6 separate regions of the Homo sapiens genome follow, and regions 2, 3, 4, 5 and 6 are each linked to region 1. A link is a loop called in an ENCODE intact Hi-C map of the cell type or tissue named here. Cell type or tissue: PC-9. All regions are shown on one strand.

Region 1 (5,000 bases):
GATCCCCTGCCTCGGCCTCCCAAAGTGCTGGGATTGTAGGCGTGAGCCATGGTGCCCAGCCGATTGCTGCTAATATTATAAAAGAGGCACAGGCAGCCATGATATGCCTCCTGATGAAAGAATGATTGCCACCTAGAGAGGATCTTGCCAAAAAAAAATCAGATCTGAATCCAATCAAGCATCTATAGATCCAACTACCGATTCAGGAAATGCAAAGGAGAAAGAATGTGCGGCCCGGTGACTCTCAGGCTTCCGAGTGTTCATGAGTCCCTGGCGGGCTTGCCGGGTGAAAAGTCTGGTACAGCAGGTCTGGGTGGGGCTTGAGACATTCTGCATTGCTAGCACGCTCCCCGGGGAGGCCGTGCTGCTGGCCCACAGACTACTCACCCTGAGTCGTGAGGTGTTAGATGATGCCATCATGGTGCAAACGGCAAAAGCACATCAGGATAAACTCTAGGGGATGAACAACATGGTTTTCTTCAACAAATACATTGAAAGAAAGGAAGGAGACTGGGCACAGTGGCTCATGCCTGTAATCCCATCACTTGTGAGGCCGAGACAGGCCTGGGCAACATGGCAAAACTGTGCCTGTTATCTCAGCTACTGGGGAGGCTGAGGCATGAGAATCACTTGAACCTGGGAGGTGGAGGTTGCAGTGAGCCGAGATCACATCATTGCACTCCAGCCTGGGTGACAGAGTGAGACTTTGTCTCAAAAAAAAAAAAAAAAAAAAGAATGAAAGAAAGGAAGGAAGGAGATTAAAACAGTCTTAAGACACATCAACCAGTTGCAGCAGGGGTCCTTCATTGAATCATGATTCCAAAAAAAGTGACACTTGTGAGATAATTGGAAATTTGAATACTGACCAGGTTAGTTAGCTAGGGCAAAGTACCATAAACTGAGTGGTTTCTTAGAATAACAAAAACTTATTTTCTCCCCATTCTGGGGCTAGAAGTTAGATATCAGCTGTTGGCAGGGCCACGCTTCCTGGAAAGGCGCTTGGGAAGGTCCCTCCTTGCCTCCCCCAGCTTCTGGTGGCCACAGACTTTCCCTAGCGTGTGGCAGCATCGTTTCTCATGTGGCGTTCTCCCTGTGTCACTTTGCTAGTCTTCCCTCTGTGCGTGTCTGTTTCTGTCTAAATTTCCCTTTTTGATAAGGACACTAATCATGTTGCATCAGGGCCCACCCTAATGACCTCATTTAAGCTTGGTTACCTCTGTATGGACCCTTTCTCCAAATAAGGTCACATTCTGAGGTCCGGGGAGTGGGACTGCAGCATAGCTTTCTGTTGGGGGGTGGGGACACAACTTAACCCATTACACTAGATTTCTGAGACTGTCAAGGAGATGGCACTAATTTTCTAAGGTGTCATAATGGTATTATGGTTATGTTTAAAAAGTTTCTGTTTTCTTTTAGATAAACATCCAAAAGACTTACAAATGAAATGTTATGATATATACAGTTTGCTGTAGAATGATACGGGGGCGGCAAATGTGCAGCAGTAATAGACGAAGTGACCCTGGCTCATGTCCATAATTGTTGAACCCAGGGGTATATGGGGTCAGTATATTATTCTGTTTACTTTCATAAAAGTTTGATGTTTTTTATAATAAAGGTAAAACAAAAAGAGAAAAACGAATAGCAAGCAACAAAAACAAGAAACTTTCCACAGAGCTGACTCGGCCCCTCCCTTGACCCTCCTTGTACTCCTGGAGAGGGTCCCCACGGGCCTCCCCCTTGCACAGCAGCCTGGCTGGGGCTTCCCTCCTAAGTCCCCCATCCCCAGGCTTCCTTGTGCCCAGAAACTTCCCCTGAGCCCCGTTGCCACCAGGGCTGCCTCCACGTGGTGTCCCTGCTCCCAGCCCGCTCTCGCCTGCACAGGAAGAGCCAGTGCAGTCTTTGCCCTCATGGGGGCAGCCACCACTCAGGGAAGAGATGCCCGGCCCTGGCACAGCTGCAGGCTGGAGCTCCGCCCCAGTGGGTACTGCTGTGAGCCAGTCTGCTACATCCTCGTCTTCGGCCGGCCTGATGGCCTTTGAAAGGACAGTGGCTGGGATGTGCTTCTCTTGAGAAGGAAAATTCAGCCTGACTCCACTTGGGTCAGCTCTCCTCGCCTGGCTCTTTGAGGGGCTCTGGGCCAGGCCTCAAAGGCACGGCATTAAGGCCCAAAGATCCCCTGGGAGGAAGGCCCCATCAGCAGAGGGAAGGAGGCTACTAGCGAGTGCCCCCTAAGAACTCCTGTGATCTCTGTCCCAGGGCCCTTCCCCTCCACGGGGAGAGAGCCTTCTAGAACCATAAACAATGACTACAAGACAAACAGCCTTGTGACCAATGATGGGAGCTTGCAAGTGTTTACACTGCGTAGATCAACACCTTTAAGAAAAAAACTTAACAATGAAGCAAGTCTTAGGTAAAATGTCCCCTGACCTCTTTCGGGTCACACACGGCATCTCCCAGGCCTTTCTCCAAGGGCATCTTCCGAGGCTGACCCCTTCCCCACCATGATCCCACAGGGCTGGAAGGGTGGAAGGGAGGAAGTGCAGGGAAAAAGGATGTAGCAAGGGGTCTCATGCACTCTATCCATCCATGTGAATATCCCTGTCCTCTATAAATAGGAAACCATCCAGGCAGATGTTTTTTTTCTGCAAGTGTAGACTGCGAACTGCATGCTGCGGCCTGAAGAATCCCACCAGCTAGTGACGCCCCAAGCACACCCTGTTCTCCCACCAGGGGTTTCCACCCTGTCTCCACCCTGGAATCTCAGAGAGTTTCCAAATGCCCCTCCCCAGATGGAGGAGATCAGAACCACTTTCTAGTTTCCCCAAGTGATGGCAAGGTGCAGCTAGGGTAGGTGATCAGGAAGGTCTCTGTCCAGCATGAGATGAGGTGCCCGAAGGCGATGGAAGGCAGGTGCCAAGGCACATTTCTGGTGGATGGAGACTAGTAATAAAATGACAGGGACAACGTTGGGGTAAAGGGTCTCGGATTGGGGGAGGATGAAACCAGGGTGGAGAACTTGAATAACGGATGACATTCAAAAAGCACCCACTCTGCAGGGGCCTCTTTCAGGCTGCTCTTTTTTGGCGTGACTTTGGCTCCACAATGGCCCAGGCGGAAGAGCCACAGGGATGCTGAGGCCACTGCAACCTTCAAGGTGGGCGTTTCCAGGCAGAGGAGGCAAGAACAGTTGGTGGGTGGGCCAAGAAGGACCTTGCATCCTGTCTCAGCGTCTGTGGACTTTGCCTTATTTGTGAATTTTAAGCAGCATCAGATTTGTGCTTTAGAAAAATTGCTGCCATCTGAAGCGGGGATGGGTTGGGGAGAGACTGGAGTCAGGAAAACCAAGTGAGGAGGCTGTTGCCTTGTTGGGAAATAACACCACCATGCACTGCAGCTGGGGCTGGAGGTTTGGCGGGGAGTGGCTAAGGTGGGGAGTGTGGGTGGGATGCAGAGATGGGGAGATCTCCCTTTCCCGGAAGGCATCTGGATGTTCCCAGAGTTCCCCACAGCTCTACAACTCGGGCAAAGAAGGTCAGCCCCTTTTTCTAAGACGGTCCTCACTCCCAGCCTCTTTCTTCAAGGCTCGGTGCCTCCATGCTCCTTGCCACCATTCATGCTGGTGGAGGAGGCTGCTTGTGGGTTGCTGTGAATATCTCAACTCTTCCTAGGGGAGGTGAGAAGCCTCCTGCACACAGGCTATGTTGCCGCCACTCTGTGTCACCAGAAACCACATCAGAAATTTCCCAAGATTTGATCAACATCAAATTGATGACACTTTGACCTGCAATCTGCCTTGGTATGTAAATATAGCTGTTCTTTCAGATTAGACGTCGACAGGCTTCTATTTCTCCTGCACAATCAAATTGGTTTGATTTGCTGTTTCAGAAACCATGTTCTTTACAGTTGATCCCCACACATCTAGTAATCCCTGTGCTTAAGAGAGAATGCAAGAGTCCGGAGACACAAGTAAAGCCCAAATGGCCAGAGCCAGGATTCCTCTTAGGGAGGGAACCCCCATTACTCAACAAAACACCTTCTTGAAGTATGCTGGAAGGGGATGAGTTGTGGTTTGGAAGGAGACGGGAAAACAGAGCTAACTGTCATATGAAGAAATAAGCTATGATTTGATGGCCGGGCCCGGTGGCTCACGCCTGTAATCCCAGCTGCTTGGGAGGCTGAAGCAGGCGGATCGCTTGAGCCCAGGAGTTCGAGACCAGCCTGGGCAACAGGGCAAAACCCCATCTCTACTAAAAAATACAAAAATTAGCCAGGCGTGGTGGTGCGTGCCTGTAATCCCAACTGCTCAGGACGCTGAGGCAGGAGTATTGCTTGAGCCCGGGAGGCGGAGGTTGCAGTGAGCTGAGATTGCGCCACTGAACTCCAGCCTGGGCAACAGAGTAAGACTCTGTCTTAAAAAAAAAAAAAGTAAGAAAGAAAAAAGAAAGAAGCTGTGATTTGGGAGGGCAGAGAGCTGAAGAGAGGGGGAGGGGTGGGAGGAAGGGGGCGCCAGGCCACGGAAAAGGGAGCCACAAACGAATCTTGGTGATGGGGTTATTGCTGGGCTCCTAATTGCTTTTGTGAAGGGATAATAAAAACTTAGAACACCAATTCACTCTGCCAAAAGAAAAAAAATTAAGCTGAAAGCTGAGTTATGCAAGAAGCTGCCTTTCCTTTTGTTCCTAAGCAGATAGTGACAGATAAAAAGTTAAAGATCTCCACAGGTAGCTCCTCTCCATTCACCTTATCTTATAGTGAGCACCAGGCCAGTTCATTAGTGACTATGTGCCCCTACCTGCTTCTTTTCTCTTGCAACATTTGGATTCAGTAATGAGACCACACCTTCCCTCTGTCCCCTCCAGCTGGCTTTTCCTTTTTAAATATTGGAGTGCTCAGAATCATCTTTGGAAAAAGGCATAGACTTGTCTCTTAGGCACACATCCTTAACCCTGGCAAAATAAACTTCTAAATTGATTGAGGCCTACCCCAGATACTCTCTGGTT
Region 2 (5,000 bases), 160 kb after region 1:
CATGCATGCGTGAAGGTACGTGAGGCTCATGGGTCTGGTGGGCATGTTTGCAGAGCCTGGCCGGTGTGTGTTATGGACGAGGGACGGAGATTGCCACCTGCCTCTAGCGTGTGTCTGTATGCATGGGAGGCAGCCTGCTGGCCTCTGTGACCGTGCCCCAGTGTCCCTGGGCAAAAGTGTGTGTGATGTGTGGCCTCCCTCAGTGGCACTGCCAGAGCCAGGCTGGGAGCTTCAGTGGAGGACCTGCCCTCAGGGCCCCTAAGTACCCCTGACCCTGGCCCTGGCCTCAGACCTGGACCCCGAGCAGGAGCCCTGGCTGGCCCACATGGGGGCTTTTGTCCATTTCTGAAGTGACAAGAGACACACAAAAGGGCTTTTAATTAAATCAAAGAAGGGGGAAACGGGCCAGCCGGGCCGCTATTATGTTACCAAACGCGAAAATGAAAACTTATTTTTAAAGCTCTGGTATTAATTTGAGATTATTCAGATAGTTAATTAAAAGTGCAGCATGTGTTAAATATTATTTCAACAAAGATTATCATCAGGCCTCCATGTAATGTGATCCTTGGGCTTGGGAGCTTTATGCAAATGGCTGCAGCCAGGAGGAAGGGCCCTCAACAGAAGGGTGGCAGGCAGGCGCAGGGAGGGCAGGAGCTCCGCGTAGGCCCACTCACTCCCCTCGGGTCTGGCTCCCCCAGACACAGATGGAGTCTCAGCCAGGGCCCCCTTTCCAAGCCCTAGGTGAGTAGGGGCCTGACTGTCTGGCGGGTCTCGAGCCCACCAGCCAGTCAGCAGCAGGGCCCCATACAGTCTTCTGGATGGCACTGTGGGCCATGAGGGAGGCTGGCCACACTGCCTGCCTCGAAGACCAGCACACCTGTAGGTGTGTGTGCATGGGCGTGAGCAGGGGGTCTGGGAACAGCAGTGTGGATGTGTGTGCTCCTGACGCTGTCACAAGACTGGGTGTGCACAGGTGACGCTTGTGTATGAGCTGGGAGGCTGGCAGCGTGTTTGTGTTCAGGGTCTCTCCATCTTACCCGTGGACTCTGGCACTGACAGTCTGGGCCCCTGCATGTGTTATGAATATTTGTGTGTGGTACACATGGGCATGGGGTGGGCACTGCTGGGTGTGTGCCCATAACCCACCCTGAGCAAGTCACATCACTGCTCAGCGCCTCAGCTTCCCCGTTTGTAGAATGGGATAGGTAATAACAGTAAACGCCTCACTGGGAGAGTTGGACGGGATTACATGGGATAACACAGACATCCAACTTAGGCCTGTCCTGTAGAGACAGAACACAAGCGGCAGGTGAGAGCCATCTACCTAATTTTATATCTTAGCCACAATTTTAAAAAGAAAAAATGAAATTAATTTTCATATTTTATTTAACCCAGTAGATCCAAAATATTACTATTTCAGCTCAATACAAAAGGTGATAAGTGTGATTGTTTAGTCTCTCTTTGTCACAGAAGGCCTTTGGAAGCTGGGGTGTACTGGGCCCTGGGTATATCTCATCTTGGACGGCCACATCACCGGTGCTCAGAGCCACGTGGGGACGTGGCGGCCTTTGAGCCTAAGGCCCTGCCCCCCAGGCCGGCTCTTCGCAGACCCGGGGCCAGCGCTCTCCCGGAGAGACTCCCGGGGCACCTCGCTGGATGGCGGGGACTGGCGGGGTAGGGGTGGGGTAGCCCGGAGACGGGTGGGCCCAGGATCCCTCGCTAACCTCCTCCCCCACACCGTGCACTGGGTCCGTGTCCCTAGGTCGTGCGTCCCAGACAGTCCGACAGGTGTTTGCCGCAGTCCTGAGACCACATTCGGGCTCCCGCCCGCGCTGCGCCTCGCCGGGGCCGCCCCTGCCAGCCCTGCCGTGCGCTCTCGGCCGCTGGGCGCGGGCCGCTCCTGCCCTCTGTCGGCGCCTGGCGGCAGCGCAGTCCCGCGGCGGGCCGAGGAGGGGGCCTGGCTGGCTACGGCCCTTCGGGGCGGAATGGGTGCGTGCCCACCCCACCGTGCAAGGGCCCCACCGTTCCAGGACATTTTCACACCTCATCCCACAGGATGCTTACGGCGGGCTGCGAGGCCAGCAGCGCCAGCCCGGTTTTACAGACGGGAAAGCGGAAGCTCAGAGAGGACCTGTGACCTGCCCAGGGCCACACAGCAGGACTGCAGGCAGGGATTCGAGCTGAGGTGGGAATCCAGGTGTTCAGCGCACTTCCATGAGTCCCGCCGGGTTCAAGTGCTGGCTCTGCCCCGCGTGGCCTGTGCAGCGAGACAGGTGACAACCTCTCTGAACCTGAGTGGCTCTGCTGTAAGCTGGGGGCGACAGTAGCCCCTCCTGCGTAGGACTGCTGTGAGGATTGAACAGGGGATGACTGTAAGGTTTCTAGCAGGTCCCTGGAACTCAGCATTCATCCAAAAAGTCGCTGAGTCACAGCATAATAACACGATTCACCTACCTCGGGGCCTTGGCACCTGCTGGGCCCCCGCCTGGAAACCCTTCCCCCGGATCTTGGATGGGATGGCCCCTCTGCCTTAATCTCGGTTCAAACTCACCTCAGCAAGGCCCGCCCCAGTCACCCTGTTAGCATTGCCCTAATTCATGCCCTTGGAGCCCTTGCCAACAGCCAGATGGTCCCGCGTGTCCCCAGGCTGCCTGGTTTCTTGCCTGCTGCCCACAGGACAGGAGGGCCCAGGAGGGCCCAGGAGGGCAGAGCTCGTTCATCCTGGCCATTTCCGTCACTGGGAGCACCGCGCCTGGCCTGGGTGGGTGCCCGATGGGAATGTGTTGAGTGAAAGGTAAAATGCCCAGTCAGGCGGGAATGCAGACAGCAGCTGGGGTGGGAAACCGCGTGGCAGTAAAACACACGCCACACAACACAGACCTTCCACGGTGAGGTGTTTACTTATGGGAGAGAAGCACCGATGCTCACACAAAACCCCACAAGAGTGTTCGGAGCAGCTTTAGTCACAGTCACCCCAAACTGGAAGCAGCCCGAGTGTCCTTCCGCAGGTGAATCCATCCGCTCGTCCACAGCCACACCTCGGGGCCCTGCTCAGTGACCCAAGGAGCTGCTGGGACGTGCAGCCACAAGCATGAATCCCAAGGCCAGGAAGCCTTGCTGGAAAGTCCACACACAGTGTGATCCCACTCATGTGACATTCTAGAAAGTGTAAAACAACAGTGATGGAAAAGAGATGAGTGAATGCTGGGGCCGGGTGTGCGAGGGGTGCTTTCACAGGGGCATGAAGCATGGGGGTGCACCTGTTCTCTCTTTTGACTCAGGTAGGGGTTACACAACTGAATGTGTTTTTCAAAACGCACAGAGCTACATGTTTAAAGGGGTGATTTTTACTGTATGTGACAAACAACAATTTTAAAAACCAGTCACAGAGTCGCAGACTCTCAGAATCATGGAGTTGACCAGTCCTACCTGCTTGGTGAGAGGCCCTGACCACCCCGCCACTGCCTCCCTGAGAAAGACCACTTCCGCCGCAGTCTCCACCTTAGACTGAACGAGCTTTAGAACTGGCCCACAGAAGATGAGAGGAGTGGGGGAGGAGATTGGGGTGGGGCGGGAGACACGGTCCCGGAGGTTGTTACTTCCATTCACTTTGTTGCGTGCGTCAGTAGTTTGTTGTGGTGGGTATGGACACATGGGGTTCACTGTATTATACTCCGCGCACTTTTCGTATGTTTGAACTATTTCCTTAATAAAAATGATAAATGGCTGGGTGCCGTGACTCATTCCTGTAATCCCAGCACTTTGAGAGGCCAAGGCAGGAAGATCACTTGAGGACAGGAGTTCACAAGCAGCCTGGGGAACATAGTGAGACCATGTCTCTACCAATAAAGAAAAAAAAATAGGCAGTATGATGGTGCATGCCTGTGTAGTCTTAGCTACTCAGGAGGCTGAGGCAGGAGGATCATGAGAGCCTAGGAGTTCGAGGCTGCAGTGAGCCATGATCACACCACTGCACTCCAACCTAGGTGACAGAGTGAGACTGCCTAAAACAAAGCAAAACAAAACAAAACAAAAACCCAAAACACCCCCAAACCAGATAAGTAATACAATAATTAAAAACAACAATAAAGTGAATTCCACCATAGAACCCCACTGGCCTCTTCTGCAGCCCTGGGAAGCAGGTTACTTTCTGCCCATTGAGGAGAAGAGCAGACTGAGGCTTGGGGAGGCACCCAGCCTGCTGGTGTAGGGAGCAGCCAGCAGCAGAAGCCAGGAGGCTGGTGGGTGCTTCCTGCAGCCTGCCAGAGGTGACTCTTGGGGCCAGGTGTCTTTGGGAATGGCTGCATTTCATCCCCCAGGAAGTGTGCGTGTGTGCACGTGCATGCATAGTGTGTGTGTGCGGGTGTGTGGTGTTTCTGGGTGTCGTTTCTGTGTCTCCCGCAGCTCCAGGTCACATTCTCCCCATCACCCCCCCAGGCAAAGGGCCTCTGTTCCCTACCCACCAAGGCTCTGGTGCTGAACCACCCGCTGCAAGGGTTGCCCCCAGGCATTGGCTGCAGGGCAGAGAGAATGGCCATGGAGCATTGACCAATTTTAAAAAACAATTTTATTGAGCTATAACTTACATGCTATAAAGTTCCCCCACTTAAAGTGTACAATTCCAAACTTCTGTATGTTTACAGAGTTGTACAACCATCACTACAATCTAAGTTTAGAACACCCTGTCCCCTGAAAAGAAACTGTCTCCACTGGCAGTCACTCCCCACTTCCTGCTCCCCCAGGCCTTGGCAAATCTACTTTCTGCATCTATAGGTTTGCCTCTTCTGGACATTTCACATAAATGGAATCACACATTATGTGGCCTTTCACGATTGGTTTCTTTCACTTAGTACAATGCCTTCATGGTCCATCCATGCTGCAGTGCATAGCAGTACTTCATTCCTCTTATTTATTTATTTATTTATTTATTGAGACAGGGTCTTGCTCTGTCACCCAGGCTGGAGTGCAGTGGTGCAATCATAGCTCACTGGGGCCTCTGG
Region 3 (5,000 bases), 280 kb after region 1:
TTAGCCTTTCTCAGCTTGCTTTCACCCTCTGCCAGCATCCTCTAATTTGAATCTTCACAGCTAAAGTCACCATGACTTATGGCCAGAACCGATGGTCTTTTACTTACTGGTAAAAGTTTCTCCTTTGAACCTCAGTTTCCCCATCTGAAAATAAAGGCTTAGGTCCTACTCATTGGGTACACTGGTTATGTACATGGCCCCAGTAAGCGTTCAGCAGACAGCAGCAGGGGCCTCTCTCTTCTCTCTAGCCTCTGTGCGCTGACCCCTCTCATCCAGAAAGGACATTATCCTTGATTTTCCTGCTCTAGGCTTCCTCCTTTCCCATTTCTTCCTCTAACTCCAAACGCCAGCTGGCCCTCTCTCAGCTATCGCCTCCCCTCTGCCCTCTTTGCACCTGCTCAGTCTCCACCAGGTGCTGACAGCTGTTCAGGGCAGAGTCTCTGTCAGCTCTTCCTCTCCACTTCCACAGCCACCCACCGGAATTCAGGTCCTCTCCAAGCCATGTGCCAGGACTACACTTACAGTTTGTGACAAGCTGTTCCATCACCCTCTCGTGAACAAATAAACCTTCACTTTCACACTCTTGCTCATGGGCGAAGGCAGTCTTTCCGAATGAGATCATGCGTACAAACACCTAGTTGACTATCTGGCAGCCAGTAGGTTCTCAACCATAGTTGAAACACCTCAATTTTCAGTTCAAAAGAACAAAACACAAAACAAAACAAACACACCTCACGGACTCTCTTTAGCAGGCTGCAAGACAGGGATCAGCAGCTCCATTTCACAGACGGGGAAGCTAAAGCTCCGGCTCTATGCACCTGCAGACAGCAGGGGCGGTGTCTTGAGCTCTCCCATCCATGGTTCTAGGGCACAGGACCCATTTCCAAACTGGATTCCAAGGAGCCTTGTGTTCCCAGGGAGTCCTGGGGCTGCCATAGGTGTGAGGAGGGGCAGGAACAGAAGGGCCCAAGTCACCCATTTGCATTTCAGCCAGACTGGCTCCCTTTCTATAGGTTGTATTTGTGGGGATTCTTCATAAAATTTGATATTCAAGTTCTTTAGCTAAAAATGTTTAAAAGCTATTGGCATGAGGGGTAAAGCTTAGGTTTTGGGGGACTGGCTTACTGGTTCTCACTCAATAGCTGTGCGATTAAATGGCATTTGGCTTCAGTTTTTCCAGCTGCAAAGAGGGGATAAGAGTCCCAGCTTTGGAAGATTCCTGAGAGGATCAGAAATTAGTACTTGGAGAGCCTAGCTCAGCACGTGGCACACAGTAGGTACTCAAGGAAAGCTATGTCTTCTCCCAATTCCCCCTCCCCTGACACATCCAATCCAGCCTGGCACACACACTAAGCTGGCACCAAGAAGGACTGAGGTCAGAGCCTTGGCCCCTGCCAGGATGACTTGGCTCTTCCAGTCTGAGTGGTCAGGAACCTGGGCCACTGGGCATCATATAATAAGAGCAGAGCTACGGCCAAGCTTGGCCTCCAGCCTCTTCTGAGACCCACTCCTGGGTCTGAATGACAGAGACTGAGGTCACTGCTGAGAGCACCACTTTTCCAACTATACTTAACTGTGGGCGCAGAGCATGTGTGCAAGTTGCCGTGAGTTCCAACTACTTAGTCTTTCACCCTTAGCCACACAGTTCAACTGACAAGATGGGCACTGTTATGCCCAGGTGACCCCAGGGAACCAGGCACTGCCTGGGCCTCACAGAGCTCCAACAAGCATGTGCTCTCGCCTGCCACAAAGCCCAGGAGAGGCCTACAGGGAGAGCGCACAATCAAAAGCATCTTCATCATCCTTGAAAATGGCACAAGGTCAGGGCCAACTCCACAGTCAGCATCATCTCCACTTTACAGAGAAGACCCTAGGAGACTTAGTGATGGCCCCACTCACACAGGTGAAAGTATTGCAGCTGGACTGATACCCTGCCCAATGTGTGCACAGGCTGAGCACTATTTCTCTTAATGCCCAGTGCCAGATGCTGCAGGAGTCAGTCTAAATACACTTTCCTGTCTGTTCTTGTTGCGAATAAAGCAGCTCAGTCAATACTTTGCCCAGTTCATCCAGCCAATATTCGCTGAACCCCTACTGGAACCACAGGCCTGGAGGAATAGAGACCAAGTGGACATAGGGTATGCCTCTAGATATTTTATAAAGGCTCATCAGGCACCCTGTGGGAGCCAGGCCTTAACTTCCAGGAAGTTTTCATGCTAGCTGGGCCCCGCTGGGTCCCTCTTCCTCACTGATACCTAGACATAATCACCACAGGGAGAGGGTACAAGAAAAGCCCCTGCTAATCTCCACCCCCAACAATAAACCAAGCCCTTTCCTCCACATTCAACACTGGGGTCTGGGCCCCAGGGAACATGGACTCTGAACTGGGTGTCATTTTTCTCCAAGTCTTTGGCTCCATCTGCTGTCTCTGACTGTCACATGGAGCTGAGGCTAGAAACAGTGCTCAGAGGGTGCCTGCCAGCCTTGGGAAAAGCTTGGAGAGGGCAGGGGCAGGCAAGGCCCCATGTGTGGCCAGGCCCCACACCCAGCAGCAGAGCTGCTCTCATTCTGGGAAGGTGGGGCAGGTAGGACGTACTGGTGAGAAGACTGCTAGCCTGACCCTTGAGCCCCCTGCAGTCTGGTTCCAATTAAGTCCAAAAGTGAGCCTAGTTACCAGGTTACCCTGCTTGCTACAACTTGTCTTAAAAGCTAGGAACCATTTCACGCAGGGTGACCTGGGGTTTCACCCATGGTGCGATGCTGCCGTATGGGCTAAGTAGAAAGATTTTAGAATTTAGAAAGCCTTGGATTGGGGATGAATCACAGCTCAACCAATTAGCAATTGAGTGACCTTGGAAAAGTCACCTTCCTAAGTCAGTTTTCTCATCTGACAAAAAATATAAGAAGTACCTTGAAAGGATAGCTTTACGTGAATTAAATGAGAAGATATATGTAAAGTGAGTAGCACAAATCTTATCTTATCCAATAGGTACTTTCAACTACCCATTTTACAGATGGGGAAACTGAGGTTCAAAAAGTTTTTTTAGAACTTTTAAAAATGATTTTGATTTTAAAAAGCTACTATATATTGTAAACAAGAATCACATCTAAAACAAAATGACTCAGAAAGGTGAAAAGTAAAAAAAAGATAGATTACGTTAACAAATAGAAAACTGGATTGCCAAATTTAAATCTAACAAGCCTGAATTCTAGGCAGAGGAGGTTAAATGAGTCAAAGGGGCCACTAATGGTTAATGAAGGGCTTAATTTACAGTGAGGATATGAATAGTAAATATTTATATATCAAAAGGCAGAGCAACAAAATTTGTAAAGCACAAATTGTAGGCAATGCAAAAACAAACAATTTATAAAATAAGTGATTAGTTTGAACTAAGACCTATATTATAAGGTGGGGGGTTTATCTCAAACTTTATATTCTTATAACAGAATAACTCTTCTTTTTAAAAGCCGTTGGATCATTTACAAAATCATATATTAGGCCACAAGGAAAACTCAATAAACTCCAAACAGCTGACATGACACAGACCATATTCTCCCTTCACAGTGCAATAAAAACTTTAAATGCATGACAAAACAAAGAGGGGAAAAAAACCAAACAACTTGGAAATGAGACGATTTTCTCATTAAATAACTCGAGTTAAAGAAGGATGCAAAAGAGAAGTTGCAGGATATCTAGAAAGTAACATACAGTGGAATGCAACTAAAACGGTGCTCAAAGGACATTCACAAGCTCAAAGGACATTCACAACCTTAAACACCTAGGTAACTATTATATGATCAATGTATTTAGTCTTTAAGTCAAGAAACTAGCAAAAAGACAAATTACCCAATGAAAGAAATACATAGCAAAGATAAAAGCACAAATTATTCTATTAGAAAATATGGAATAATAGAATTGATAGATAAATGCAATTGCAAGTTCTTAAAAACCAGTAAAGCCCAAATACACAAAGTTAGAAATTTTAAAAAAGAAAATTACTACATATAAGAAAGTTTACTTTGCAAAACTAGATACAAATGAATTTGAAGATATAACTTAATAGATAATTTTCTAGGAAAATGTTATGTCAAAATTATCCCTGGCAGAGACTGAAACAAAAGACTAATAATACAAAGGAAAACAGTTTAAGTTATTAAAGTGCTACCCCCAAAAAGTATCAAATTCAGATGGTTTGAGAGACAAATTTCTTCAATCTTCTAAGGAATAGATAACTATTTTAACTGTTTAAAAAGAATAAAGGAGAAAACCTTCCAAATCCTTTTTGTGAGGCTAGCATACTAATACCAAGACTTGACATGACAAAAATTGCCAACCAGACATTTCAATTATGACATAAATATTACTGAAAGAATAATATAAATATTATTGAAAGACCAGAATACAACTAAGTAGGATACCTTCCAGAATGCAATACTAGAAAACATATTAATATAACAGCATAGTAAAAGGTCAAAAGACAAAAACCATAAATCACTCCAAAATACGCCATGAAGATTTTTCCAAAATTAAAAATAATCCTTGATTTAAAAAAATAAAAATAAATGAGTATTTCCTTATGATGAGAGAAAAGATAAATGAGATCGAAAAGCCATCACCTTACTTAATGATAAAACACTCACCACATTCTCATTAAAATTACAAACAACAGGCTGGCATGGTGGCTCATGCCTGCAATTCCAGCACTTTTGGAGGTCAAGCCAGGTGGGTCACTTGAGCTCAGGAGTTCGAGACCAGCTTGGGCAACATGGTGAAACCTTGTTTCTACAAAAAATACAAAAATTAGCCAGGTGTGGTGGTACACGCCTGTGGCCCCAGCTACTTGAGAAGCTGAGGTGGGAGGATCATCTGAGCCTGGGAGGTCAAGGCTTCAGTGAGCCCTGAACGCACCATTGCATTCCAGTCTGGGTGACAGAGTGAGACCCTGTCTTGAGGGAAAAAAAAAAAAAATTACAAACAACGAAAAGATGCCTGCCATTTA
Region 4 (5,000 bases), 490 kb after region 1:
AGGCACTTGATTGAAAGTTAATTAACCTAAGCATTGTTGTATGGGACCAAAAGAAAGGGTCATTTACTGAGTATAGAACAGGTAAATTTGCATGTGAAAACTCATTTCACCCAGGGCTCCCAAACTCCAATGTCTCCCAGATCAGACAGAGCTAGATTGGGTATGTGGGAAGTGATAAGGCATGGTAGGGAGTGTGACAGCAGTGAGCGTGTGCTGTGAAGGGATTCCCATGCAGAACACCTGTGCAACCTTTTTACATTTAACCAAACTCATCTTTTGGGGGAGGCTGCCAATTTTGTGACCTTTTAGGTGTGATTATCACTGTGTTCAGATGACGACACTGAAACCTGGAGTGGGGACACACCCTGTCTGGGATCACATAGCTAGTAGGAAAACTAGGCTCCTAGCATGGGTTTGGATTGAATTCAGGTGGAGGAGAAAAGGCGATAGTCTCCCCCAGCCCTGTGCTGACCTTGCCTGCCCATCCTTGCATCTCCTAGACAAACTTCGAGGGGAGATTAATAAGGTGGTGAACAAGTACATCGACCAGGGCATTGCTGAGCTGGTCCCGGGTGTGCTGTTTGTTGATGAGGTCCACATGCTGGACATTGAGTGCTTCACCTACCTGCACCGCGCCCTGGAGTCTTCTATCGCTCCCATCGTCATCTTTGCATCCAACCGAGGCAACTGTGTCATCAGGTAGGATGGCTGCCTGCCAGCCACAAGGCTTTTTTAACTTCCATCTGGGCTCATTTGTTCCTCAGGATCTCTCCAAACCCCATGAGGTGGGACAGGGATGAGGGGAGGTCATGTTGTTTTTGAGGGAAAATGTGCCAAGTGGCTTGCCTCTGGCCTCATTTCCCTAGTCACCAAAGGCAGCAGCTGTCCTGTCACTCATGAGGAGGGTCTCCCACGTGATCTTTTGGGTGTGATACTACAATTTGGTCGTTCAATTGGAGTGTACAAAGGTGAGATCAGACAGGGCTAGCCTTTGATGACATTATACACATGAACGTCTTCAGTCTTCATCTGCGCTCTGAGAGGTAGGCATTATTGGCGTCATTTTTCAAATAAGGAAACTGGAATCATAACTTGTCCCTCATCGTAAAGACAGGATAAGAACCCAGCTCCTTCTGATAACAAAACCAGCATTTTCTTTCTTTTTTTTTTTGGGGACAGAGTCTCACTGTGTCGCCCAGGCTGGAGTGCAGTGGCGCGATCTCGGCTCACTGCAAGCTCCACCTCCCGGGTTCACACCATTCTCCTGCCTCAGCCTCCCGAGTAGCTGGGACTACAGTTGCCCACCACCACGCCTGGCTAATTTTTTTGTATTTTTAGTAGAGACAGGGTTTCACCGTGTTAGCCAAGATGGTCTTGATCTCCTGACCTCGTGATCTGCCCGCCTCAGCCTCCCAAAGTGCTGGGATTACAGGCATGAACCACCACGCCCGGCCCCAGCATTTTCTTTCTATCCCAGACCTCTGAACCACACTGGTGTCTTTCCATCCTCCCGCTCCACTCTTTCCCATCCCTTTGGCCTGCCTTTGGGAAGGGCAGATGTTGACCCCTGGAAGACAAGTGTTCATACGGTGCTCATCCTGCCAAGATTGGCCCAAAGCTGGGCCAGGAACTTTCCTGCGGTTGCTTTTTCTCCTAAGCACTCTCCACGCTCGTGGTCCTGGAGAACACCCCATCTTCCCATCTCTCAAGCCCAGTGTCAGTATTCCCAGTACCTGGTAGTTTTATTGCTCTTTTGGTTTTCTGTGATCTTGTTTAAACATTAGTGCCTGGTCTCTGCAGTGCTGGGGGCACAAAGGTGGGTGATGAGGGGCCTGTTTTCAAGCCTGCAATAGAGTAGTGTGGGGACAAAGTCCCTGAGGCTGCATGCTCAGGGCAGTGGAGGCAGTGGGAGTTAGAAAGACACCCTGTGGCCCATGAGTATCTCAGGACACAGCTGGAGCCAAACTGAGTTTGAAATAAAAACTGCTGATTTGCCTAACTCAGCTCTGAATGATGGTGGGCCCTATCTAAGATTTTAGTTTGCTTTTAATAGAGAAGCTTTATTATTAAGACTGTCCAAGCTGGGCACAGTGGTATGCACCTGTAGTGTACTCTCTGGGAGGCTGAGGCGGGAAGATTGCTTGAGGCTAGGAGTTTAAGGTTGTAGTGTGCAATGATTGCACCTGTGAATAGCTATCGCACTCCCACCTGGACAACAGTGAGACCTCATCTCTAAAAATAATTAAAAAAAAACAAAACATGCAAACTCTGGTGTTGCTGGCTCTGGGTAAGCCCCACAATGGGGGTTCTGTAGTGCTGTGAGCACTGCAGTATAGCAACAGCCCTTCCCCCTCAGGCGGTTTCTTTCACTTGCAATTAGGAATCGAATGCGTGATTCAAGTCCATGTGGCAGCATCTTGTAGCTACTCTGAATCCCCGTCCGTGATGCTCTCTAGACAAGACCACTGTCATAAGTGCTTCCTAAGTCTTGGAGAGAAAGTGTGTGCCAGATCCAGCATGGCTACTTGGGCAGCTTCTGGAGACAGATGCATGTGGGCCTTATGGCTGGTATGCCTGGCATGCCTGTGGCTGTCTGGACTTGCTTAGCCTTGGCTAGGCCAGGCTGAAGCCTGACAGTGCAGTTGGTGAAAGGGCTCAGCCTTGGACAGATGGTGCCCCCTGCTGGGGAGCTCTGCTAATAGGCTTCCCTCCCTCCACAGTAGGGAACCCAGCCCAGCCCATACCTGCAGAGCCTGGCATCTCTCGTCTCAGAAGTAAGGTCTCTCAGTCCCATCCCACTCAGGACTAAGGTGCACAGAAAGGTGGCCTTGATCTCAGAACCTGCTCAGTGGAGACAAAGCTCTGGTCAGCCTGAGACCCGGGAGATTTGGCCCCAGCCCCATCTGGGCTGATTTGATCAAGGGCTGCTAGAGGTTGTGGAGACTCCTTGCTAGACTGTAGTTACTCAAGTGGAAGGAAGACACTCAGAACATGGATTTTTAGGCAGGTCGGCTCAGGTAACGCAGATTCGGTTGTTTGCTTTGGAAGAGAATTTTGGCACTATGTTCTAGTAGGAAATTTGTTGTAGTGGTGATAATAATGTCAACATGGTAATGAAAAAAGTAATAGCCAACAATAATAGCCATCTGATATGCTTCCCACAGACTCCACCCCTAGAGGGGAACTACAGGGCTTCCTTACCCCCCAGAACCACATCTGATCTCTAGAGCTCCGAAGGAAAGAGAGGGGGAAGGGAGGTGACTAACTGAGGGCTTCCTGTGTGTCAGAAACTATACAGAGCACTCTACATGGGCCATCTCATGTCCTCCCAGGACACCCTGACAACCCTGTGAGCAGTTGAGGTTATCTCCAGACTCAAATGGGAGGTTACCTGCCCAGGCCATAGGCTAGAAAGTGTTGCCACTGGAACCTGAGCCCAGAGGAACGTCTGGGTCCAAACTCCATGCTCTCACTGCTCTCCCACACCGCTTCCCAGTGGACCCTGGGCTGTGAGCGGGGATGGAGCTTTGACGGGGTGCTGCCTGGAGGTGGCAGTGGGGAACTGTTGGATGCTGACAACAGATTGCCGTGAAAATGCAGCCTCCTAGGAGTGTTCTTTCCCAGGTAGTGTACGCTCCCTCTCGGCTTCTTGCCGCTCACCCCTCCCTGTGTAAATGACCCTTGTGGATTGAGCCTCAGAAGTGAGCCCACTCTCTGATGGCCATTGTGTTTTATGGAGCATGCATTTCAGCACAAGCCTGGTTCCCACATGGAAAAATTACAGGCATTGGAGTCACGTGGAAGCTCATGACCCAGGCGAGTTCCTTGACCTCTCTGAATCTTACCATCCTCATCAGGAAATGGGAATATCAGCACCTTTTTTGCAGAATTATGTGAAGAGTAGAAAAAGTGAGTGCAAAGTTATCACCCAGGCCAGCCCTAGAGTATTGCCCTCTTGGAAGCTGATTTCATGCCCCTGCCTGGTCTGCTCTGTGGACATGGCTTGGCCTCAGGGATCTCTGAGAACCCAGCAAGGCATGAAGCCTCTTCATAGCCCCTCCTGACCTTGACAAGCAGCCCCCAAGTCCTTTAGGTCACCTCTCCCTGTGGACAGCTGATGTGGGAGCCGTTCTAGAAGAAGCACCTGTCCCTGGTCCTCTTGATGCTCCAGGCTCCTTCTGGGAAGGGTCCATCCATGGATGACAGGGAGGCAAAGCTCTGTTGCCTTCTTGCCTGGCTCCTCCCTAACTTGCCACCATAAGAAGTCCCTTTCCTTCCAGGCTCAGGATCCTGAACTGTTAGATGAGAGCCCAGCACTGATCCCAGCTTGAAAACTGGGAGATTTTCTCTTCATATTGAGGTATAGCTCCCTGGGATTAGGAGTTCTTGTAGGAGTTTCTCACTGAAAGTCACTTTGTTGCACCAAAACATCAAGACTTAAGAAACAGTATGGACTCTGCTCAGTGTAACCCTGTGGCAGATAGTGTTCCAACAAAAAAAAAAACCAACTTTATGGAGACATAATTCATATAAAATACAGTTTTTTTTTGTGATTTCTAGTGTATTCACAGAGTTGTGCAACCATCACCACGGTCAATTTTAGAACATTTTCATCACCCCAAAAAGAAACTATACCCATCAATAGTCATCGTCCCCTTCTGCACCCTTACCCCCATCCACTGGCAACCATTAATCAATTTTGTCTCTATAGATTTGCTTTTTCTGGAAATTTTGTATAAATAGCACCATATAATCTGGTCTTTTGTGACTGGCTTCTTTCACTTAGCATGATGCTGTAGCATGCGTAGTACTTATTTCTTTTTCCAGCTGAATAGTATTCTATTATATGGAATATTTAATAGTGTATCTTATTTAACCATTCATTAGTTGATGGACATTGGGTTGTTGGGTTATTATGAATAATGGTGCTCTGAACATTTGTGTACAACTTTTTTTTTCTTTCTTTCTTTTTCTTTTTCTTTTTTAAAGTAGAGATGGGG
Region 5 (5,000 bases), 360 kb after region 1:
GAAAAGCACTCAGGAATCAGTCCGCTATGCCTGGGGTAGGGCAGATTTGACAGCCCACTCCTTCTTTCTCCCATGAGACATGTTTTGCCCATGGTGGGGGTGGGGAAGGTGGATGCCAGGAGGGTCATCCTGGAGGAAAGGACAATGGGCTCTCTGGGGTCCAAATGAGAGCAGACGAATCTCACTCAGCCCTTGCCCCTCCAGTGGGGCCACGTGGGGAGAGCACTTCGCTCTCTAGCCTTGGCTTCTTCCAAAGCTGATGAAAAGGCCGTGCAGAGGCTGCCAAACACTCGCTCCCCAACACTCTGGACCGAGGCCCCACACCTAGTATCATAGCCACAGTATACATATGCTGTGTAAAAACAGGGCCTACTTCATAGACTGTTAGGAGGACTGAAGGAGTTAATGCATGTGAAAGCTCCAAACAGTCTCTGACATTATTTTCTCTCTAGTGGGGATTTTCCCTAGAATTTCAAACATAGGTTTTCATACTGAGTCTCAATATAGCCCCAGGAGGTAGAAAGCCCAGGAATAACCTAAGACAATTATTTCCCTGGATCATGAAGCAGGAAAACCTCAGAGACACCAGGCTGGAATTTCCTCTGGGACAGAAGTTATTCTTACCAAGCCCTTTCCACAAGAAATGAGCACTGTTTTTATAGGTGACATTTAATGTAGTGTTCACTATAACTAGGCTCCGTTCTAAGTGCATTGCATACATCAGCTCATTGAACTCAGTCCTAGGATACAGGTACTATTACCAACACCCCCATTTTGCAGATGATCACATCAAGGCACAGAGAGTTTGCATTGCCTGCTTGCCCAAGGCCAAATTGTCAGGTAAGTGCAAGGACAGGATCAGACCCCACTCAGGCCGCGGACCTGGTATCTAGTAGTGCTATGTTGCCCTCTGTGGAGAAGAGAGTGAGGGTCACAGGAGGTCAAGGTCAGAGACCGACTCCCCAACCCTGACCCTCCTCCCTGGGCAAGGAACAAGAAGGCCAGTGTGGTTGGGCCCCTACCTGCACCACCTGACAGCCTCACACCCACCACCCCCATCTCCTCATACTCCATGCTTCAGCTCCTCACTCAGCCATGCTCTCTATCACCCCAGGACCGTGGCCCATGCACATGTGCCTGGAGCATTCTTCCCACCTTGTCCTTTCTCTGGCAACCCAGCCTTCAAATTTTGGCTAGATGTCACCTCCCAGGTATTTTCCAGGCTCCCTCTCATCTGGAGGTGACAGCCCCTCCTCAGAGCCCCACAATCCCTGTTGCCCTAGGATAGTGCTGTTTGTGACTCCCAAGCTCCTCTGCAGCTTCACCCACTGGGACAGGGACCTGGGCCACCTTATCCCACAGAATCCCTTGCACATGGCAGCAGAGAATAGGTGCTCAACAAATATGTATGAAGTGAATGAAAAGCACTGAGAGGTCAGAGATGACCGGGCCTGTTCAATTACTTAGAACACCCCCTCCAGCAACAATTAATCAACTCTTCTCTAGTCCTCAGTGGTGGCATCCTAGTAACACTTAAAAAGGTTATGTATGCTTGTTTAGAAACAGAAAAAAGGGGAGAAAAGTTGAACAACTGAAGCGGCTGTGCCAAGAGAAAATCAAATGCTGTGAAGATCCAGTGGCCCAGGGCCAATAGAGAGAGGACTCAGGGGCTGCAAGGACTGCATCCACTTGGAGAAGACCCCAGTAATCTGAATGAGGGGAGGATGGGCCCTCAGATATCCGCTTTACAGATTAAGAGAGTAAGACTCAGAGAGGTCAAGGAACTCTCATCCAAGGCCCCACTGGCAGCAAAGGCAAGCACTGGGACTGAGCTCGGGCTCAATTCACCCCCGGACCCAGACTCCTCCTCCCCTATCATGGAAGCAGGGTCTGTCCTCACAAGGCCCCTGAGTTAATGCCGCTCTCACCAACTCTTACACTATGGGTTCCAAAAAACAACAGTTGTCTTAGACCCTTGTAGAAATGGGTCCCCAAGCCACAGAGAGCCCCTCCTCTGAAGCAAAGAAACCAAGGCAGGACATTCTTGACTAACCCTAAGCTGAAGGTGCTGGAAGGGCTTGGGCCAGTGCTCAGGGCCCTGACTCAAACCCATCAGGAGCTTCACCCCATGAAGTGTCCTGAGGGCACTGGGTCACAGAGCCTGCGAGAGTGGACCTAAGAAATTGTTTACTGGGAGAGCAGGAGACCAAAAAAAGAACGGAGTGGGGGGGTAGGGGGAGGAATCTGTCACAAAAAGTAAGTAAAATCAGCAGAATTCCTTCATGAAAAGGGTGGAATTAGCATATGGGCTCAGCTGCCAAGTGAGGCCATTGAAGCAAGCAATGTAAATGAATTCAAGATACAATTAGACATTTTTCTGGATGGAGACAGAGGGACTGAAGAAGGCATGGTAGGTCACATTTCAGAAGGAGCAGCAGGAACACACTGCACTGTGAAGCAGCCTGCAGAGTCCACCATGTCCTGCAAGCCCCAAGCAAGCAACCAGAGGGACAGGATGCAATGGCCCGAGAGGGGCCGGGGCAGGGGGGCCCCCTGGTGGAGGCGACAGGCAGGCCAGGCTGGTGTCCCAGGCAAGCATTCCCACCTTAGTGGGCTCTCCTTCCCCACTATTAATTTCTCAAGATGCCTGATACTGTACCTGCAAAACCAGCTACCCTCTGTGCACCACACAACCCTCTGTGCACCACCATATCTGGGCACAGAAATAAAAGTTTGCTTCTGTTACATTCTGTATGGCTGTCCCTAGGCTGGGTTCTGAACTTCAGAAATTAATCCAACCCAGTCCCTGCCCTCGAGAAGCTTCAGAGTCTTCTGGGGGAAACACACACACACATACAGACAACATCAACACAGTGAAGTATGTAAAAGTTAAATGAGAAGTTTCTGCTAAGCAAGCATAGAAGAGGGGAATTTAGCAACTGGAGGGAGGGAGCAGGCCGGAAAGCTAAGGGAAGGGGCCATTCAGGGCACAGGACACAGCAGGGGGCTACGGAAGCCCCAGCTGCCAGTGCTGCACGGAGGATGCTGAGCATGCACTTCCCCAGGATCTTTGGGGAGATGGCCAGATCACCTCGAGCTTTGTTAGAAAAGGACGGAATGACCAGAGGCACCAACCGCTGGCCCCTGGACCAGATATGACTCAATGGCAACAACTCAGTACAGCTGTTCCCAATCTTCTCAAGAGCACATGTGGCCCACCCAAGGAACAGAAAATGCTGGGTCCTTGTGAGGGACACAATTTATTAGGCCCTCTCTAACCCAATTGGTTCTGATGTCCTCCTTTATGTGGCTTACGGCATGGGCTGTCTAGCTTCGTCAAGCTCCTGGGCCTCTTCCTGAAACATTCATTTCCTTCAAGGTGAAATAAATGTTTACTCCCAGTCACTCTAAAAGGATCACAAGCATTTCCTTTGTGTTCTCAGCACACTTGCTGGCAACGAGTGTTTCCACAGCCCCTGAGCTCCTGCCCCGATTCTTATTGGGGCTCTGTTCTCCGGCATATCCTGAGAGTCAATCTCTTGCATCAATGAACTGAGTCTCTTCAACTGAAACTAGAAATAATTGGTAACACTCTGAGAAGACAATAAGACACATCTGCCTCTGTGCCCAGCACTTTGGTCTGTAAAGCAGCATGAAACCAGACCACCTGAGGAGTGACAGGACACTGAGCAAGTGCTTGGCAGTGTCCTTTCCTTCTCTCCAAAACCTGCAGGTGCTCAGAGCTGGTGTCCTCTCAGCTCCAATGCCCTGCCCCATAAAGCCTGGGTGCCTAACCATCCAGACCAGAGGAGAGAGGAAGGGGATGCAGAAGAGGTCTTGGGGCCAGGGGACAGTGCAGTAGAGATGGAGAGGTGGCTGGTGCTCTGTCCTCCTCCCTGGCAGATAAAGACAACATTATATTTGCATTTATAAACAGCTACTATGTGCCAGGCACGGTGCTGGGGATGCTTACATCTGCATTCACATTATCTTCACAACAACCCTGCAAAGTAAGCACTCTAATTCCATCTTCCAAAGGTGGAAACTCAGTCAGAGAGGTCAAGTCACAGGCTCAAAACACACAGCGAGTGCATGGCAGAGCTAAGATCCCAAAGGCTGTATAGTCTTCTATAACCTTCAGAACTCCCTGTAGCCATGTAGCTTCATTGTAGGGGGCCTTGGCACTGCCTGTGTACCAGAAGCACCTCCTTAAGAATAGACACAAAACCAAAAAAAGACACTGACCCAGGGCTGGGGCTGGACTTGCCTCACTGTGGCATCCAGCCCTGTCTTCCAGAAAAGAGCTCTTTACACCTCCTTAAGAATAGACACAAAACCAAAAAAAGACACTGACCTAGGGCTGGGGCTGGACTTGCCTCACTGTGGCATCCAGCCCTGTCTTCCAGAAAAGAGCTCTTCTGCACTGGTGGGAGGCTTCCTGGAGCAGTGCTCATCTTCCTGTCTGCTTCAGCCCCTACATCTTGGGCGAAACTTGAGGTTGAGGTTACATGCTTCGCCCTACTCGGGGTAACCATGCCTGGGCAGCCAGGTGTAGTACATAAAATATAAAGCTCACTAAGAGGGGTGTGGATTCAAATCCCAATACTAGGGTCTGACCTGAGGAAGCCAATCTACCTCTCTGAGCCTCGGGCTCCTCATCGACATGAAGGACTTGGGGATGTATATGTTCTTATATCCTTTTGTGGAGGGAGGAGGTAGGGAACCATATTTGAAGAACATTTTTCAAGAAAATTCTAAATATAGATAGGGTACTGGATACCAAAGAATAGTTATTATTAGCTGTGCTAATGACATTGATTTACGCAAGAAAATGTCTATATTTTTTAAAGATATATACATAAGTATTCAGGGGTAAAATGACTCAAGATCTCATAAATTTGTTTAAAAATACTTCAGCAAGAAAAGCAGGGGAGAGAGAGATGAAACAAGCACGGTGAAATCTTAGTAACTGTTCAGTCTGCCTGATGGGTACATGAATG
Region 6 (5,000 bases), 410 kb after region 1:
CAGGAGCTTCACGGGGAAGCAAACATGAAGGCCACCCAGGGTTCTCCCTACTTTGTGTGGTCAGATTCAAATTTTGCATTAAATGCCACTGATCAATTAAAAGACCACAGGGATGTCACACATACTAATACATTCCACAGCTTATGTGGCATCTATCTTATAGACATACTCCCTTTGGAAGATTTATGTTGCGATTACAAAAGAGTAAAAGAAGACATCTGATTTCATACAGGGCTAAGCCTCGGAACCCAGCTTTTCTCCTCGATTGCTATCAGAGGATCGAGGCGGCAGCATGGCACCTCCCATCTAGATTGCATTTCACTTTGCTGCAGATGCTCCAAGGGACCAAGCAATGGACATGCTCAATGAATCAAATAAATGAATAATCCAGAAAGAACTGGTTTGTCTGCAATCAAGAATCAGTGTCTGTGTCTCCATCCTCATGTCCAACAGTGCCCCACCACCTCCATATGCTTATAATTCGTCAGGGGTCAGAGAGATCATTGGCACAGTAACTGCTCCCAGCCAGTCACAGTGGTTCACACCTGTAATCCCAGCACTTTGGGCAGTCAAAGCAGGAGGATCACTTGAGCCCAGGAGTTTGAGACCAACCTGCGCAACACAGCAAGCGCTTGGCTCTACAAAAAATAAACAAACAAAACAATAACTGCTCCCTACTATGTGCCTGAAGCTTTATTTATGGACATCTTTGATGCAACCACCCTGTGAGATAATCATCTGCATTTGAGGTGCACAGACAGGCTCAGAGAGGCCAGGTGGCATTTCCGCTAGACCCAGGCCACCCCTATGCATGGGTTCCTTCGGCCTGACCATCACTATGTCCTTAATGTGCTGGGCCTTGCTACCACTGCTGTTTTCAGTTAAACTCTCTTGGGTGCTAAAGTTATGGAGGCACCTCAAATCAGAAGTTCCAGGTTTGAGGAAGAGAGAGCAGAAAGATATGAGATCCCAATTCTTGCATAGGCTGGAATCTGGTGGGACAGGAGTTGTAAACCAATGCCACTGTCCTTTGTTATCTGTGGGGGATTGATTTGAGGACCCCTGAAGGACCAAAATCTGAGGATGCTTAAGGCCCTGATATAAAATGACAGAGTATTTTCATATAACTTATGCATATCCTCCCATATATTTAAATCATCTCTAGATCACTTGTAACTAATAAAATAAAAATGCTATGTAAATAGTTGCTATACTTTATTGTGTTTTTAAACATATCATTTTTTTGTTGTTGAATTGTTATTTTTGTTGTTTTCATTTTTTTTTTTTTTAATATTTTCAATCTTCAATTGGTTGAATCCACAGATTTGGAGGGCCAGCTATGTCTTTCTGGCTTAAAAGTCTCTATAGAAAAACACCATGGAAGAACTTAAAAAGGCAAATCATTATACAAAAGCAGACATGGCCTATGGTTCAGATAGAACATTGTGCCTCTGGAAGGCAGGGAGATCTCCTTTTTTTCTCCTGGAAAGTCCTTGCTTTGGTTAATACTGTGAACTTGCAGAAAAACAAAACTGAGTATAGAAGGGTTGATGACTGAAGCCCACATCTTCAAATGCTTTAAAAGTTAAGTCAGATAATCTTTACACTGATATGAAAGGGGGAGAAAATACATTTGACCCCTTGCTTCAAACAAAAATCTTCCCATCTGGTTTTTAATTAGAAAGCAGTTGTTTTGCTTTTGCAACACTTTTTAACCTCTGCCATTGTAGGTACAAGCCTGCAAACCATATTTTCATTGATTAAAAAAAAATTAAAAATAAACCTTGAAAGAAACAATATTTTTCTTTTTAAGGAAAAAAGATAGCAAGCAGCAATTTTTCTGAAGGGATCAGACACTTAAAGGCATCTATGGGAAGCCATCATGGCTGTGGCCTACAGTTTATTTTGTCTTGAAAAAGTCAGAGGTCATTTTAACTATGCTGACCTGTGAAACTACACATTGATCATCCCGATCCAAGACTGTAAGCAAATACTGCCCTCTTGTGCACCAAATAGTTCGGAGTCGGCATGGAGATGATTTCCACCCCACCGCCCTGTGGACAGTTTGCGATTGTACAGCTGGGTCTCCAGGGCTGGGAGATGTGTCAGGAAGAGGAGGACACACATCTGTTACCAGAGTGCTTGCTAAAGTGTCCCCAGATTGCCTTATGAGATAGATTTCAAGATAAGAGGAAGAGGGAAAGATTCAGCTGAAGAAATCAGACCAAACATAACTGACTCTTATCTTTCCTAGAAAATATTCATTCCTCGAAAAGAAACTTTATTGGTTGCCATAACAAGTTTTCTTATTATGTACTTTTAAAAACTTTTAGAAACTATTAACGAACCTACAAAAATGACTAAGTAGTACCTCTTTTTATCTAGGAAATCTTTGCCAGGAAAAGAGATTCTATTTGATTCTAGAGGGAAAAAAAGCAGGGAGTTAGGGGGATGCCAGGTTGCTGTTTCTCAGACAAATCCTCAAAAGTTGGCAACATGCCCTTCTTTCTGAGATCCCCCAAGCTGGGGGTGTTGCTGAAAGTATTATTTCCTCTAACCTATGGGCAAGGTTCTGTCACCAGAAGACCAAACTGGTATCCCAAGAAAGCTTTTTTTTTTTTTAGACGTGGTCTCACTCTGCCACCCAGGCTGGAGTGCAGTCTCATGCCTCAGCCTCTCAAGTAGCTGGGATTACACACGCATGGCTAATTTTTGTAGTTTTAGTAGAGACGGGGTTTCGTCATGTTGGCTAGGCTGGTCTCGAACTCCTGCTTCAGGTGATCCACCCACCTCCGCCTCCCAAAGTGCTGGGATTACAGGCGTGAGCCACCGTGCCCAGCCTCAAGAAAGCTTTAAAGGATGTAAACTACTGTTCCCTTGTGAAAGAATTTGAGAAAATCAACAGCAGAAAAATATGCATGCAAGTCTGAGGCTAGGCCATGCCTGCTCAACAGGAACCTCGGGCCAGGCGGGGGAGGCGGGGCGGGGGGTGAGGAGCTGGTCTTCCCTACAGTGAGTGTCCAGTTCTGGTTCTGAGGTACAAAAATTATCCCAACATCTGCACCCACGCCTTCACACTTCCAGGCACAGATCAAGACTGACCAAGTCCCATGCCAAACTTGTTTCTGGAGGAAAAAGAAAAGGCAAAATATGCCGCCTGCCCCACCGCCATGCATTGCCTTCAGCCCAAGAGGCAGCCCCGCAGGAAAGGGGATGGAGGGAAGCATGAAGGGCCTGTGCTCTGTGAGGCTATGCAGGGAAAGGAGCACTGACCAGGAGTGAGACGAGGTCTAGGTGTCAGGGGAATTTTATTTACAATTCTATGATGTTAGATACTTAGTATCTCTGATGTCTAATTCTTGAGTTAGTGGTTCAGGAATGTGTCCTTAACCTCCATGTGGCATTCAAGTCATAAGCAGCCAGTGGGCCAATGTTTAATGACCAAACACAATCACAGAGTTGTGAAAAATGTCTAATTCACTTTCTGCCAGGATTGCCTGCCAACGCTGATTCCACATCAGCCCATCCCTCTACCATGGAAATAAGGGGTTACAGTACCAGAAATAAGACTAAGGATGGATAAAGGCCAATAGGATAGCCATAGTGAGACCAGGCATATCCAGAAGGCTGGCCTGCCTTCTTCTGTCTCACCGTGTCCTATTTCAGAATGATAGGATGTGCCACGCTTATCTTTCAGCAAAACTGGGACTTCCAGAGAGTCCAGATATATGCATCTGTCCAAATATACCTGCAACACCAGGTCTGCTGTGTGAAAACCAGCTGATACCCTCTCACTCGTAGCTAGCCCCAGGAGATGTCCAGCCTCAGGACCCTCATGTGTGCTACACCTTTGGTCTGGAACACCTCCCAACATTCCAGGGACGGGCTTTTGTGCCACAGTTTAGCTTCAGCTTTATTGCTTCAGAAAGGCCTTCCCTGGCCTCCAAACTAAAGTAGATGCCCCACATCCATTAGTCCCTATCTGGGCATCCTGTCTTGTCCTGCTTAGCACTTACATAATTTATAATTCCGCATGTTTTATTTACTTCTGTACCATCTGCCTCCCCAACTAGACAGGAAGCTACATGAAAGCAGAAGCCACTTCTGCTTTGTTGACCACTAGAAACTCAACCCCTGGCAAGCAGTAGTTGCTCGGAGTTTGTTGAATGAATTAATGTCATGATCCACCTTTCCTTCTATACCATCTGAGCTTAAGGAATAAGGTCGCCTAACCAAATCTTCAGGACACTAAGAATCCTGGGAAAATAAATCAAAGAAAGCCACGGAACAAGCCAGATGTTCAAACAACTCTCAACCTGTCGCAAAGAGTAAGTGACAGAACCAGCAAGGAGATGCCTGGGGAGGTACCAGAGGGCCTCCCCTCTTAGGGTCCAGTTTCAAACACTGCACACCCATGACAACAGCCTCGAAGCCCCAGGGGGCCTATGACTGTGACATTTCACATTTATGGGTGTCTTGGGCTTCCTGTGAAAAGACACAAGAAGAACTAAAGGGTGAAACTGGCTAGCTGATGGAGGTGAGTGACCTGGTCTACAGAGGGATACTCACTCAGAAAGGCTCAGGCCAGCACCAGGACAGCAGCAGAGCAAATCTCTACCCTCTTGCCTCAGGGAGCCTTCCTCTCTCTCCCCAGAAAGTTTTTTTTACCATGCAAGCACTTGGTAATGGTATATGGAGCCCCAGGTTCACCTCTGGCCTCCCAGGTTCTTAGCAACCTGGCACTCCAGGAATTTTACATTCAGGAGGAACTCTGGACCCAGAACTAGTGATCAGAGACAGTGACCTCTTTTTGTCATGTAGTCAACAAACCCTGGGCAAAGCTGTGGCCTCCCACTGGACAGCTGGCACATTCCTCTGCCTCTGGAGGGCCTCTTCTCCCTTCACCCTCACAGACTATTTGCAGAACAATTACTGGCATCAGCCACAGGCTTGCATTACGCTCATTTCCCCATCCCCAAGCTCTGGGGCAAGTTTAAAAG

The links. Hi-C counts contacts between places; a loop is a spot of excess contacts. Peaks named below come from ENCODE experiments on the same cell type or tissue, not always from the same donor. Only the 100,000 strongest peaks of a DNase experiment are listed, where the experiment ranks them.
Region 2: a loop joins it to region 1, with 8 times the contacts of the local background. A loop is called at or near these places in 50 of 110 quality-filtered maps.
Region 3: it touches region 1 in a loop (15-fold over the local background); 7 of 110 quality-filtered maps call a loop at or near these places.
Region 4: a loop joins it to region 1, with 5 times the contacts of the local background. A loop is called at or near these places in 10 of 110 quality-filtered maps.
Region 5: a loop joins it to region 1, with 9 times the contacts of the local background. A loop is called at or near these places in 6 of 110 quality-filtered maps.
Region 6: a loop joins it to region 1, with 12 times the contacts of the local background. A loop is called at or near these places in 14 of 110 quality-filtered maps.

What each region holds. Positions count from the first base shown.
Region 1 is chr3:128,581,512-128,586,511 of GRCh38, reverse strand. No RefSeq gene overlaps it. Among named protein-coding and RNA genes, the nearest start is that of LINC01565, 7.9 kb to the right of the region's middle. In PC-9, a CTCF peak has its summit at 1,917 (motif pointing right); DNase peaks (open chromatin) are centred at 301 and 1,931; H3K27ac peaks cover 1,388 bases.
Region 2 is chr3:128,423,409-128,428,408 of GRCh38, reverse strand. It overlaps a transcript of EEFSEC not described here. Among named protein-coding and RNA genes, the nearest start is that of DNAJB8-AS1, 38 kb to the left of the region's middle. RefSeq lists enhancers at 363-921, 2,000-2,199, silencers at 1,610-1,659, 1,690-1,999 and a cis regulatory region at 1,447-2,127. In PC-9, a CTCF peak has its summit at 1,988; a DNase peak (open chromatin) is centred at 3,758; H3K4me3 peaks cover 561 bases; H3K27ac peaks cover 641 bases.
Region 3 is chr3:128,304,672-128,309,671 of GRCh38, reverse strand. All of the region lies in intron 4 of EEFSEC (eukaryotic elongation factor, selenocysteine-tRNA specific), which reads right to left. Among named protein-coding and RNA genes, the nearest start is that of EEFSEC, 150 kb to the right of the region's middle. In PC-9, a CTCF peak has its summit at 2,427 (motif pointing left); no DNase peak of the experiment used is centred here.
Region 4 is chr3:128,092,999-128,097,998 of GRCh38, reverse strand. It overlaps RUVBL1 (RuvB like AAA ATPase 1), which reads left to right. Exons shown (of 11, transcript NM_003707.3): 8 at 501-699. Among named protein-coding and RNA genes, the nearest start is that of RUVBL1-AS1, 20 kb to the right of the region's middle. In PC-9, CTCF peaks have their summits at 2,441 and 2,652 (motif pointing left); a DNase peak (open chromatin) is centred at 2,608.
Region 5 is chr3:128,224,543-128,229,542 of GRCh38, reverse strand. The region is part of intron 1 of EEFSEC (eukaryotic elongation factor, selenocysteine-tRNA specific); the gene reads right to left. Among named protein-coding and RNA genes, the nearest start is that of EEFSEC, 74 kb to the right of the region's middle. RefSeq lists enhancers at 2,431-2,490, 2,301-2,801. In PC-9, CTCF peaks have their summits at 2,339 and 2,538 (motif pointing left); no DNase peak of the experiment used is centred here.
Region 6 is chr3:128,168,122-128,173,121 of GRCh38, reverse strand. All of the region lies in intron 1 of EEFSEC (eukaryotic elongation factor, selenocysteine-tRNA specific), which reads right to left. Among named protein-coding and RNA genes, the nearest start is that of EEFSEC, 17 kb to the right of the region's middle. RefSeq lists a silencer at 4,822-5,000. In PC-9, CTCF peaks have their summits at 1,814 and 2,021 (motif pointing left); a DNase peak (open chromatin) is centred at 2,001.